Regions from separate parts of the Mus musculus genome. Here regions 1 and 2 are each linked to region 3. The links are chromatin contacts, found by Hi-C or POLR2A ChIA-PET in ENCODE. All regions are on one chromosome and are shown on one strand. The core of a region is the stretch at or near the end of the contact, and the rest is flanking DNA. Distances in the headings are between cores, read along the strand shown. Region 1 has its middle 59 kb from the start of Gm33502. Region 2 has its middle 7.3 kb from the start of Gm26295. Region 3 has its middle 24 kb from the start of Gm33502.

Evidence for each region. Hi-C counts contacts between places; a loop is a spot of excess contacts on that map. ChIA-PET counts read pairs that join two places held with the same protein, here RNA polymerase II (POLR2A).
Region 1: a map of heart shows a loop between it and region 3 (3-fold over the local background). The contact joins two enhancer-like sites. A Hi-C loop is called at or near these places in 3 of 37 maps with a recorded cell type or tissue (all heart). POLR2A ChIA-PET finds 5 or more read pairs at or near these places in 2 of 5 experiments (Patski and embryonic stem cell).
Region 2: a loop to region 3 is called in a map of T-helper 2 cell, with 4 times the contacts of the local background. The contact joins two enhancer-like sites. A Hi-C loop is called at or near these places in 1 of 37 maps with a recorded cell type or tissue (T-helper 2 cell). POLR2A ChIA-PET finds 5 or more read pairs at or near these places in 4 of 5 experiments (Patski and embryonic stem cell).

The regions. Positions count from the first base shown.
Region 1 is chr16:30,732,345-30,736,771 of GRCm38, reverse strand. No RefSeq gene overlaps it. Among named protein-coding and RNA genes, the nearest start is that of Gm33502, 59 kb to the left of the region's middle. Within about 2 kb of position 1,276, at least 1 of the 3 ENCODE cell types and tissues checked has a DNase peak (open chromatin) inside an H3K27ac peak, as active enhancers do; it is heart, where a contact is called at or near this core.
Region 2 is chr16:30,819,455-30,823,400 of GRCm38, reverse strand. No RefSeq gene overlaps it. Among named protein-coding and RNA genes, the nearest start is that of Gm26295, 7.3 kb to the right of the region's middle. Within about 2 kb of position 1,900, at least 2 of the 3 ENCODE cell types and tissues checked have a DNase peak (open chromatin) inside an H3K27ac peak, as active enhancers do.
Region 3 is chr16:30,767,632-30,771,406 of GRCm38, reverse strand. No RefSeq gene overlaps it. Among named protein-coding and RNA genes, the nearest start is that of Gm33502, 24 kb to the left of the region's middle. Within about 2 kb of position 2,066, at least 2 of the 3 ENCODE cell types and tissues checked have a DNase peak (open chromatin) inside an H3K27ac peak, as active enhancers do; they include heart, where a contact is called at or near this core.

The DNA.
Region 1 (4,427 bases), core at 27-2,526, 34 kb after region 3:
CAGCTCCACTGATCACTGTGGAACCTCGACACAAGGGTTATTATTGTCTATACGTGCGAATTTGTGCCCGGTTATCACCTTGGTGATGTGATAGAACACAGGTGGTCTCTGGTGTGTCCAGAAGTGATGACTTCACACTGGTTCAGCATCTTCCTTCTGCTACCATCGTAAGCACAGCAGTCACGATTCATTTGCTCACTCGTTCATTCATTCATTCATTCATTCATTCACTCGTTCCCTTGAGAAGTATTTTCCTCACTTCATAAGCTAAAGCCCTCTCTGTACTAGGCTGAGATATAAATGACACCTCTCTAGGAGGTGACAGTACCAGGACAGAAACCCAAGAGAAGCTTCTTAATCATATTGGGGCCCCAAGGGCTAAGTTGGATAGATAAACAAACACCGTGGAAGGCCTGAAAAGCCTGAGCCTGTGAAAACTGAAAGCAAGAGTAAGGGCAGGAGCCCAGGGAATTGTGGGGGCTAGCAGCTAGAGGGGGTTGGGGGGAGAGGGGAGGGGTTGGGGGCCTGTCTGCAGCTGATCCAGGGAGTCCAGCGGTTTACAGCAGAGGTCAGTGCAGACACAGCTGGGTTTTAAGAATCCCAGAGATGCTCTGTGGTGGGAGGGGTAGTCGGGCTTCAGAGAAAAGAGCCAGCACGCAGACCATGGCAACAGTTTGGGTGACCCAGAATGGGACTGAGGGAGGAGTCCAGGAGATTGACAAAGGAAGATGAGATTCAGAAAGTATATGGAAGTAGCTACGCGGTGTGAAGGAAAGAGGCGGGCAGAGTAAGGCAGGAGAAAGGAAGGATGCTACCGTTGTAGTGAGCAGTGTGACACGGTTTGTGGAGTTCCAGGAAGAGAGCAAGAGTGGACACAGTTTGGAAGGAAGGAAGCTTTTGAGAGGAATCTATAAATCTGTGGGTCTCAATACTCTTTCTCATCTGATACCTGAAAGTACCAGGATCTCTCCCTGATCAGCAACCTAAAATCTCCCCAGCAGAGCCTAAAATCAGGGGCTCAAAGTGTGCTTGGTGTATTTGGTCCTAAGGCCCTTGCTATTCACCTGTAAAGTCAGGAATGCATTTTTGCATATGCAAATATGTTTCCTTGGCTGAGGAAGTGTAGTTGTGTGCTTACCTCAGGGTAGCCAGGAATGTCACTCTGGGCTCTGGGTGCTTACCTCCATTAAGACCCCCTGGAGGGCTCTGTCCAGCTGTCCTCTGAGGCCTGCTGTTGTCCCCTGGAGAGAAATTCCGTGGCTACAGAGTTCCTGCCACCTGCACTTTCCCGTACATCCAGTCTAGGTTAGGGAAGGTCACACACACAGGGGGAAAATTCCAGAACATGAGCTCATAGCGTGTGGTGAAAAGTGAGGAAATTTGCCTGGAATTTTGGAATCTGCTCCAGGAATTCATTTTTTTGTTTTAACAGCAAATAGCTTCTAGGGAGCTACCAGGAATAGGTGTCTTCTCTACAGTGTTCCCCACTCCCACTGTGGCTGGTCTTCATTCACATGGCAGGCAGAGTGGTGGATGACTCCAAGTTTGTATTTTCTTTTTTTTTTTTCCATTTTTTATTAGGTATTTAGCTCATTTACATTTCCAATGCTATACCAAAAGTCCCCCATATCCACCCACCCCCACTCCCCTGCCCACCCACTCCCCCTTTTTGGCCCTGGTGTTCCCCTGTACTGGGGCATATAAAGTTTGCAAGTCCAATGGGCCTCTCTTTCCAGTGATGGCCGACTAGGCCATCTTTTGATATATATGCAGCTAGAGTCAAGAGCTCCGGGGTACTGGTTAGTTCATAATGTTGTTCCACCTATAGGGTTGCAGATCCCTTTAGCTCCTTGGCTACTTTCTCTAGCTCCTCCATTGGGAGCCCTATGATCCATCCATTAGCTGACTGTGAGCATCCACTTCTGTGTTTGCTAGGCCCCGGCATAGTCTCACAAGAGACAGCTACATCTGGGTCCTTTCAATAAAATCTTGCTAGTGTATGCAATGGTGTCAGCGTTTGGATGCTGATTATGGGGTGGATCCCTGGATATGGCAGTCTCTACATGGTCCATCCTTTCATCTCAGCTCCAAACTTTGTCTCTGTAACTCCTTCCATGGGTGTTTTGTTCCCAAATCTAAGGAGGGGCATAGTGTCCACACTTCAGTCTTCATTCTTCTTGAGTTTCATGTGTTTAGCAAATTATATCTTATATCTTGGGTATCCTAGGTTTGGGGCTAATATCCACTTATCAGTGAGTACATATTGTGTGAGTTTCTTTGTGAATGTGTTACCTCACTCAGGATGATGCCCTCCAGGTCCATCCATTTGGCTAGAAATTTCATAAATTCATTCTTTTTAATAGCTGAGTAGTACTCCATTGTGTAGATGTACCACATTTTCTGTATCCATTCCTCTGTTGAGGGGCATCTAGGTTCTTTCCAGCTTCTGGCTATTATAAATAAGGCTGCTATGAACATAGTGGAGCATGTGTCCTTCTTACCAGTTGGGGCATCTTCTGGATATATGCCCATGAGAGGTATTGCTGGATCCTCCGGTAGTACTATGTCCAATTTTCTGAGGAACCGCCAGACTGATTTCCAGAGTGGTTGTACAAGCCTGCACTCCCACCAACAATGGAGGAGTGTTCCTCTTTCTCCACATGTATTTTCTAATCACAAGATAAAAAAAAAAAAAAAAAAAAAAAAAAACATGACCAACAAACAAAACAGGCACTCTGATATTTCCTGGCTGACAACACTAATTCATTTTTGCCTATAAAGGAATTTTTTTCTAAGACATGAATTGCTCCCTTCAAACCAAAACTGCCTAACTTTAGGACTGATGCTAGGCGCGTGGAGGATGGCAGTGTGCTGTTACAACATACTGTGATTTCCCTCCCTCTGCAAGCTGCCATTGAGCATGGTCCTTCCCATCTGTAGACCTAGGAAGGAACCATGTCTATGCCTTCCATAGCAAAGCGCCCACACACCTGCGCAATAGTGTGTAACAGCATACACATGTGACCGGGTTAGCTTGAGGCTGAACTTGTTAGCTACCTCGGGGCCTAGGTTTAGGAATGCATCCGCCAGGAGTGTGCCACTTCCTGCCGATTTTACCTTCTGTTCTCAGCCACAGATGTGACCTCTGACCCCGAGGAGTCTCTTTGCGATGGCTCTGAGCCCCCAGGCTTCCACTTTCCTATACCCATGACCTTACAGAGGCTTACTTGCTGGACACAGTAGAAGGTTTCTCTGCCTGGTGACGAAGGGCAGAAACCCCAAGCGACGGCCATTTAAAGGGCTCCTGTAAACTGATCTTTCTAGACTAGAACTCTTCCTGCTTCTGGCCCTCAGCTACTCTCTAATTCAGAGAGTTTTCTGAGGTTCTGAGTGATTTTTTTCCCCCTGAGACTGAGTGATTAAGGTCTTTATCTCAATGGGCCTATGTTTTTGTGGAGAGAGCTGAATAAACATGAAGTAGGAGCTGGGAGGGGGCAGGGAACAGAATCCGAGGGATAAAGCAGGCAAGGACAATTATCAAGATGAGAGGGAACGGAGAGCGAGTCCTCAAAAGAGGAAAACAGGAAGTCTCACTGGGCCTGGATGGGAGGAGGGAGGACCCAGAATGACTGAGGTGAGGAAGTGGGAGAAGAGAAGGGAAAATGATGGATGTTTCCTGTTCCCGTTTCACTCCAACCTGAGATGGTGTCTGTCAGAATACAGGCTTTGTGACACTCACCAAATCTCACAACTGCAGCCTTTACTTGGCCACATGGCCCTTTAGTCAGGAGCACCAATAGGAGCGGAGTCTTCCGCAGTGACGTCATCACTCTGCCGGGTGAGAGCTTATTGATCATAGCAATTTCATCAGATTCACAGCACACACCAGATGGGAAACAGTTCCTATTTGCCTCATGACTCCAGGAGCCGGGAGGAGACTGGGACCTTGGAACAAGCAAGACTGAGGGAGACAGAGGACCTGTCTGCAAGCACCAGAAGGATTGTCTTGCGTGTGGAAGAGAGACAGGTTTGCTGAGCCCAGAGGGAGAGACTTTAACAAATTCATCAATACCAACAAGATGGGCTGTTGTAGTGGTCAGCTTGCAACACCATCGCAAACAAGTCAGACATGGGCTACTGACGAAGAAAATGCATTTATTTAGTTCACAGTTGGGAAGACTCAAGGGCATGATACCTGCATTGGATGACTGGGGTGGGAGGTAGTCATGGCAGAGAGATAGCAGTGGTGGAGATATGTGTCGGGACCAGGACACACATTTTAAGTCAAGAGTCGGAGACAGGGACAGTGGTCCGATTTCCCTCCTTTAATAGAAACTGTTTCAGAGACCTACAGAGGGGTTATATGAGAACTGCTTCATGTTTTCAACGACCCCCAAACCATCCAATAGGCCTCAGCCCACAAAGAT
Region 2 (3,946 bases), core at 651-3,150, 52 kb before region 3:
ACCACATCTCCTAAAGTTTCCATCACATTCCATAATAGTGTCAGTGACAGAGAATTAGGCATGTAGCACAAGAACCTTGGGGACACCATAGTCATTATAACAATGCCACAGTTAGACACAGGCATTCTCAGGCAGTCTGCCATGATCCAGTGTTTTTCCTGCCCCTTTAAAGAAAGTACTTATTTTCAGGTGACACAGTATGTTCCTAGTTGTTTCTGGGGGTACAGGTAGCATCGCAGGCTGTGTACACAACAGGTAGTGACTCACTAGGGGCACCGGGAAAGCCTATCAGCTCCACCATTTATCAACATTTTAGGCACTGAGAATCTTCAAGATCCCCTCTGCTGGCATTGTCTAGAATTCGCCCCTCTGCTAGGATGAAATGAGTCAATTCAAGCTTGATTAGATTATATAAAGGCAGGTTGATTGGGAAGCCACTCTCTGATCCCAAGGAACAAGGCCAGATAAGTTGCCATGAGGAGGGAGACAGAGGGGAGGGAGAAGAGGAAGCAGAGAGAGAAAAAGAGGGTCAGGAGGGCTGGGACTACCAACATTTCAGTGTTATAGAGGGAAGAACTTCTGGAGGCGGGGAAGGAAGCTCCACTCCTCAGCTGGAAAGTTCAGGGTAGAGGGCTGGGTATGCCAGGTAGGGACTGAGGGATTCTGGGAGAACCTGAGGGCCAGGTCCACTTTGATAAGTTAAATATGCACCACACCTGTTTGTCCCAGTTTTGAATGCCAACACCATCATCTTCCCTAGAGAGCAGACCAATATTTATTCTGCCCTTCTTGCAGACATCTATTCACTCGTGGTAAACATTGTACCATGCTAAGAGGAGCATAAGATGAGATGAGTCCCAAACCCACACATGGGATGACATTCTCAGAATGGGCCTCTGCTGGGAACTTGAGCCTGGTACCAGAAAATCTCCTTCCTGGGGGAAATGGCCTTCACTCGCCTTGCCTTTCGCTGAGTCAGTGTTTACAGTAGATCTAGCCTCCGTCTGCCATCAGCTTGAGCCCTTTCCGCAGCCTTCCCAGCAAAAGGCACCAGGAGTGTACCAGACATATGCCAAGGTCGGGAATTTCAACGCTGTCTAAGGCACCCTGGTAAATGGCTTATTATGGAGACGGGGCTTCTTCTCTGCTCCTGGGTGCTCTGGATCTGCACAGTGAGTCTGCTGGGGCATTTTCCTATAGCAGATCTGCAGAGATTGATTGTCCCTTTCATTCATTGTGCCCACCATACAAGTCCCTGGATTCACCCACCCTGATCTCCACCCAAAGTCATGCGCTCTCCACAACTCTCCACACGTGCCTTTTCCAGAACTCTGCTTCTCAGCTCACTGACCGTGTGCCACTGGATAGCAAAGCATATTAAAACCCAGCCTGACTAGATCCCATTAATCAACTACGCGTGGGAGGGAGCGGGAGAGATTCCTGGCAGGGACCTGGTCCTCTCTCTGTTAATGACTTCAGAGAACTAAATATATTTTGGAATAGCTAGAGATGAGCTTGAAATGCACTAAAAGTTGTTTTCCAGAAGCCTTAAATGTGTCTCTTCTCTTTGTGTTGGCATTTTTAAAGCATTCTCCAAATGTCATTGCTGGAATAAATAAATGAATAAACAAACAAAACGCCATGAAACACACTTGAAAGTTGTAGCAGGCAGTAAAGCTATGACATCTGCTTCATTGATTAGAATTTGCACGGAAAGATAGCTGCGAGCAGCGTGTGAAAGCTTTTACTTTGCCTTTGGTTTCTCCTTGTGTCTCACTTCGAATAATTTCCACTCACATCCTTCTGTCCCTGGGGCCTTCAAGCCTGGTAAATAAGCAGACCCCAGGGATCTCCAAGGAGCCAGCAACATCCGGGAAACCGGAGCCGGGAGGCTCTGCGCAACCCTCCCCCACACACCACTTTCCAGGAAGGAGTGGCTGAGCCAGAACAATGACTTTGGCATGCAACTAGTCCTGGGTCAACTTTCCCCCACTCTTTTCCTCTTTCCTCCTGCCCCGTGACCTCGTGACTTCGGGCAGGGAGAAGGCTCCCCGTTAGCCCCTGACTCCGGAATGCTGCACTGATCGACCATGCTTTTGTCCTGTGCCTCAGGACTCCACGCAGAGCTGAGCTGGGTAGAGCTTCCTCTCCAACTCGGAGAAGAATGTCAGTCAGGAAGCTCAGCTATCCAGAGAATGTGAAATAACAATATTTTAATGGAATCTTTTTCTTTTCTTCACCTCATCTAATGCAGAACTGGTAGTCTGTCTATCTGTAAATTACGCCATTTTCACAACTGGAGAGATTTTCTGATTGTGACTCAATAAATCCTTGGTGCTTTTTTTTCCCTCCTACCACAGAGAGGCATTGCTGTGGTGCTCTGGTCTGCAGGTGCTGTGCAAGAGCTGGGGTGCTCTTATACAGGCTGTGTTGCTAACAGAGGGAGCATCCTTGAGACGTTTTCCTGCAATGATGCCGGTGAGCCATGCCATGGCTAAGAATCGCCCAGGGAGTTGATGGTACTTTCTAAGACTTGGGGCCCAGTCTTGGAATGGTAGCTTAATGTTTGACAGTTTAAACTGGAGTAGCTCCAGAGCTCTTTGTTGGCTCCAACACATGGATAAGGTTTTCTAGAACATTTACTCCATCCCATCCCCCAATTAAAAAAAAAATTTTTTTTTAATTTTGTTTGTATAATTTGGTCTGCATGTTTGTCTGTGCACCCCGTGTGTGCCTGATGCCCACAGAGGTCTGAAGTTGATGTCAGATCCTCTGGAACTGGGATTCCAAGTGGTTGAGGTTGCCATGTGGGTTTTGGGATCAACCTGGGTCCTCTGGAAGAGCAGCTGAGCCATTTCTGCAGCCCTTCTAGATTAATTGTGAGACTCCATGACAGGCTTCAAACTGCAAGTCTAGAGAGTCTAGGTCTAACAACTGGGCAAGTCCAGGCAAGCCCAGGTAAGCCAGTTACTAGAAAAAAGCCCCAGACTTGAGGCAGCTAGTCAGAAACTGCCCTGCCATTAGAAGCTGCCCGGCCACCTGGACAGAAGCAAGGACAACGGGTCAGCAAGTTTCCAGACTTCCTCAGCAACAGTTTCCAGCCCCCCCCCCCCCCCCCCCGCAACACCCTAGTTTTGAAATGCCCCTGGAGACTACCTACCCTGGAATCCACTAACGTTCTTTAAATCTGGCCTGCAAGCTCACTTGGTTGTCTCTCTATCTTGGTAATGGAAGACCCCAGCATGCTGGACTTTAGCAGAATAAAACACTCTTTGCGTTTGCATACTGTTTGAGTCTGAGGTATCATTCTTCTGTGAATCATAGACCCTTACCATTCTTCCTATGGTCAATGCCAAACTCGGTGAGAGCAATAAAAAAGATACTGTATTCTTTATGAAATAGCATTTTGATGTTTGAGCCGAGCATCATTAGAATCCAACAATTCGGCATTATCTGGGATTGACTGCTGAATACATTCTCGTCTGTGTTGAAATAACTGCAGTTTTTGTGTTACAATGAAGATTATAAACAATTAAAATAATGAAGTCAAAGTCAAGGGCACAATTCACATCCCTAGGCTCTGAACACTTCCCTATTTAAAAACTGGAAGGAAAACAAAGACAAAATTCTGTATTAACATCCCTGGCTTTCCCAGATGAAATAGGCCTGTCCAGGTATACTTTAAAATCCAAGATTTCAATTAAAACAGCTCTCCTGGCAAGAAGACCTTATAAAAAAATCTCGTCGAATCAGGGGAATTCAGAATCCTTCTTTTGGTTCACTTTATGAAAATGAGAAGTCTTGAGGCCAGACTGGTTTTTCTTAAAATGGAAGTGTGTCTTTAGCACAGTATTTGACACTACTGTTTTCTGTTGGGGAGGGGGGTGGGTAGCAGAAAAGAAAAAGTGCTTAGAAGGAAGAAGCCCAGATTCTAGGGCGAGCTGGA
Region 3 (3,775 bases), core at 817-3,316:
TCTTCTGCTTATTTTTCTACCGATTGCCTTTTTCTCATTGATTGGTAGATGTTCTTTATAGGTCACTGAAGTGAGTTCTACTACCAGTCTTATGGAAATCTTTCATTGTGTGTGCTCAACCCTATTTTTCAATGTATAGGTGTACTTCATTTTAAAATACGGGTTCTTTTCATTTTATTTTTAAAAAAAGATAGATTTATTTATTTATTTATTTATTTAATGTATATGAGTAGCCTGTAGCTGTAGAGATAGGTGAGCCATCACGTGGTTGCTGGGAATTGAATTCAGGACCTCTGCTCACTCTGGTTAACCCCGCTCGCTCGGGCCCAAAGACTTATTTATAATTATTTCTAAGTACACTGTTGCTCTCTTTAGACACCAGAAGAAGGCATCAGATCTCATTAAGGATGGTTGTGAGCCACCATGTGGTTGCTGGGATTTGAACTCAGGACCTCTGAAAGAGCAGTCAGTGTTCTTAACCACAGAGCCATCTCTCCAGCCCTCTTTTCGTTTTAGAATAGAGTCCAGTTTATCAATTTTCTCTTTTATAGTTACAGACTTTTTTTCTGCCTAGGAATCACTGTCTACTCTGAGGTTATGAAGATGCTCTCTTAAATCCACATGGAAGTGCAGTGACAGTGACCCAGTCGCTCTGCCAACCAAACCACTCAGGCTAGTTTGTACTAGTAGAGTTTTGCTTCTATTTCTATTTTATTAATTTTATTTTTTAATACAGGTTTTCAATGAGGGGCTTTTTCAACCCCATTGGTTCTATTTTCTTGGGTTTTTTTTTTCCATTTTATTTGCTTCATAACTTAAACCAACTCTCTTCTAGTCTTAGATATTATTTCTTAATTTTGTGCTGATAGGCATGCTTATAAGAACTGGAGAGGTAATTTATTGGAATGAACTGACTGGCTCCCCACCCTCCCTTCCTTTTTTTGACATGAATTTTACTACTTCACAAATGAAGAATGATGCTACAAAGTTACCATGGTGAACCTGACAAATACCACTCAAATGATGATGACTTAGAAGTAACTTTCTCCTGCTGCTCTGATCTGATAAATGCTTACTGTATGATGTGTTCTGACATGAGTTTTGGTTGGGGGCATCTGTTACTTTGGCATTTATTCTTGTTTGCCAGTGTACCATACCTCTGCCTTATCTGAAATACTGAAGTCTAATTGAAGAATAGTCCTAGAAAAAATATACGTGAAATGATTTGTTTTATAATTCATCTTCCATGTCCAGTTTGGTTAGCTTGTTATGCAATATAAGTGAAATGTCAGTTTTTTTTCTCCTGTGCCCTTTTTTATCATTAAAATGAACACAAAACATGCAAAACAAAAAAACAAAAACATACTCTCTTATGTTTTGTTCTAAAATCTTATTGGTCAACTGGTATTAACATATGGTATAGTGTGAAGTAGAAGGTTACAAAGCTTTCTTCCCCCATATGAATATCTAGTTGATCCAGAGCTGTTTACTTAAGAAGGGCTCTGTTTCCCCAAGGCACCCTGGTATCATTGTTTTGCCTGTGAGAGCTGATTAGCAGAGTTTTGAAAACATGTTCTCAGATACCAGATTCACAGCCTCCATTTGGAGTGGGAGTGAGTTACTTCCTATCTGAGTCTCAGTTTTCTCACCTGCGTTTAAGAGAGAAACGTTTCATCTCAGTCTGGAAGACATCAAAGGGGAAAGTATATCCGAAGCACTTAGCACCGGGCTTGGTTGTGGTCCATGACCTAGGCTGGCGTCCTTGCCACCGCCTCAAACGTCAGAACTTAATGCAAATGAGATTTTTTTTTCCTGATGTGGAAACAAAGTTGCTGTCTGTGCTCGGTCTGTTTCCAAGTCTCTACAACCCCTAATGCAGAGCAGCTGACCCACTCCTGGTGAGTTCTCGGTCCTCTCTGTTCCCGAGACATCCTCAGGCGTCCTCCCTCTGGGCCCCTGACTATTGCCAGCCCTTGTCCTCCTGAGCATTACATAAGCCTCCCTTGTGTATCTATCTGCTACTTGTCCCAGCTCACCGCTGTCCTTTGAAGGCAGAGGCCAGCTTCCTGCTGAGCGGGCATCACCCAACATACTCTTCTGGTTTGTTTGTGACCTGCAGCCAGCTGTTGAGCTGTCCAGCGGGGAACCAGAGGATGCTTCTCTGTAAGACAACATCCTGTCTTTGTGCAATTGCTTTGTAGAGGGGACAGCTGTGGCACAAACCTGTTGGCTAACATCTTTGGCAGTGAAGTCTGAACTCAAAGCAAAGCACAGATAAAATAAACGCCAGACATTTCACACTCAATCTGGTTACAGCTATGTGACCTTGATCATTAGCATTGTCATTCTGGCACCTCTCCTGGGGAAGGAGAGTTCACAGTCCTGATGACGCTGGAGTGACTAGATTGGAAAAAGGTCTCCTGGGGTTGGGATTCTATCTATGGAAATGTCAATGGTTTATTCACATTTAAAGAGAGCTGCAAATGTCAGCGTTTGTGATTTTCAAAGTCACAAAAGCTAAGTGTTTTTCAGGGAATCTGTAACTAAAATGCTCCGATCTTTTCCAACCTGCTTGTAAGATGTAGTCAAGGCTGGTGCCTGGTCTCCCTGGTATATTGTGTATTTGTTCAGCCTGCACACGCCCATACAGTCCCACACTGTGTCTGGCCCTATGGGGGCAGGTGTCTAAAAAGACAAATGTTCTGCCCTTTGAAGTTGTTTCTTTTAGGTTATACCACAATATTCAGTATTTTATTTTATTTTATCTGTGTTTGTAAGTATGTCTGTGCACATGTATGGGAGCATGTGAATGAGTGTGAGGGCAGAGGTCAATCCTGTATCTTCCTCAGACAGGATCTCACTGAACCTGTAACTCACTGGCTTCGCTAGGCTGGCAGGTCAGCAAGCCAGAGGGACCCTGGTTTTCTCCCCAGTACTGGGATCTTAAGCAAGCACCACCATGTTGAAACGTTTACATAGGAGCTGGAGACCTGATCTGGGATCCTGACGCTTGCACCGCAAGCCCTTTACTGACTGAGCCACGTCCACGGCCCAAATATCCACCTACCTAAGGTAGATATGATAAGATCAAAGGCTTATCTTGTTTTTCAACGTTTTGTGTTGCGACAGCATTTATACCCTTTCTGATCAAGACACTTGCCTTGGCCCCTGGCGTTGGGAGTTGTTCTCCCTGGTGGTGAAGACTATGCACAGGTCCCTGCTGACTTGAAATGCTGGGTTTGGTTGGGTAATTGATGTTTTCTGCTTTGATTCCCACCAGGGGACATCCCTTTAGTCCCTGCATTTATTTTTAAGCTAAATCAAGTGTGAGTTGTTTTCCAAAGTCTTCCTGCCCAGCTTAGCTGAAATCTGTGGTAAGCTGGGAACACCTTTTCCAGCTGACCTTGGAGAGGTTTAGAAGTCACATCTCTCTCAAGAGAAGGAGCATTTAATCATATGCCTACGCCTCTTCATTCTCTTTCCCGCACTTCAAAAGACCTAGGCACGCGTTTCAAGTTGCCAAGGTTTTCATGCTCTAAGTCAGTTGCTTGCCAGCCGATGACATTAAATCCTCCATTAGCTCATAAGTACAGCAAATCACAGTGCATCCTTTCACTGTTCTCCATGCCTGCAGTTTCCAAGCTTTCTTAAATAGTAAATATTTTTCTTCAGTTTAAAAAAGAAAAACAAATTTAGCATATTTTTCCCATCATGGTCTGTTTCTTATGTATCACAGAGAAAGTGGAACAAAACTGCCCACCTTCTCAGAAAGCCA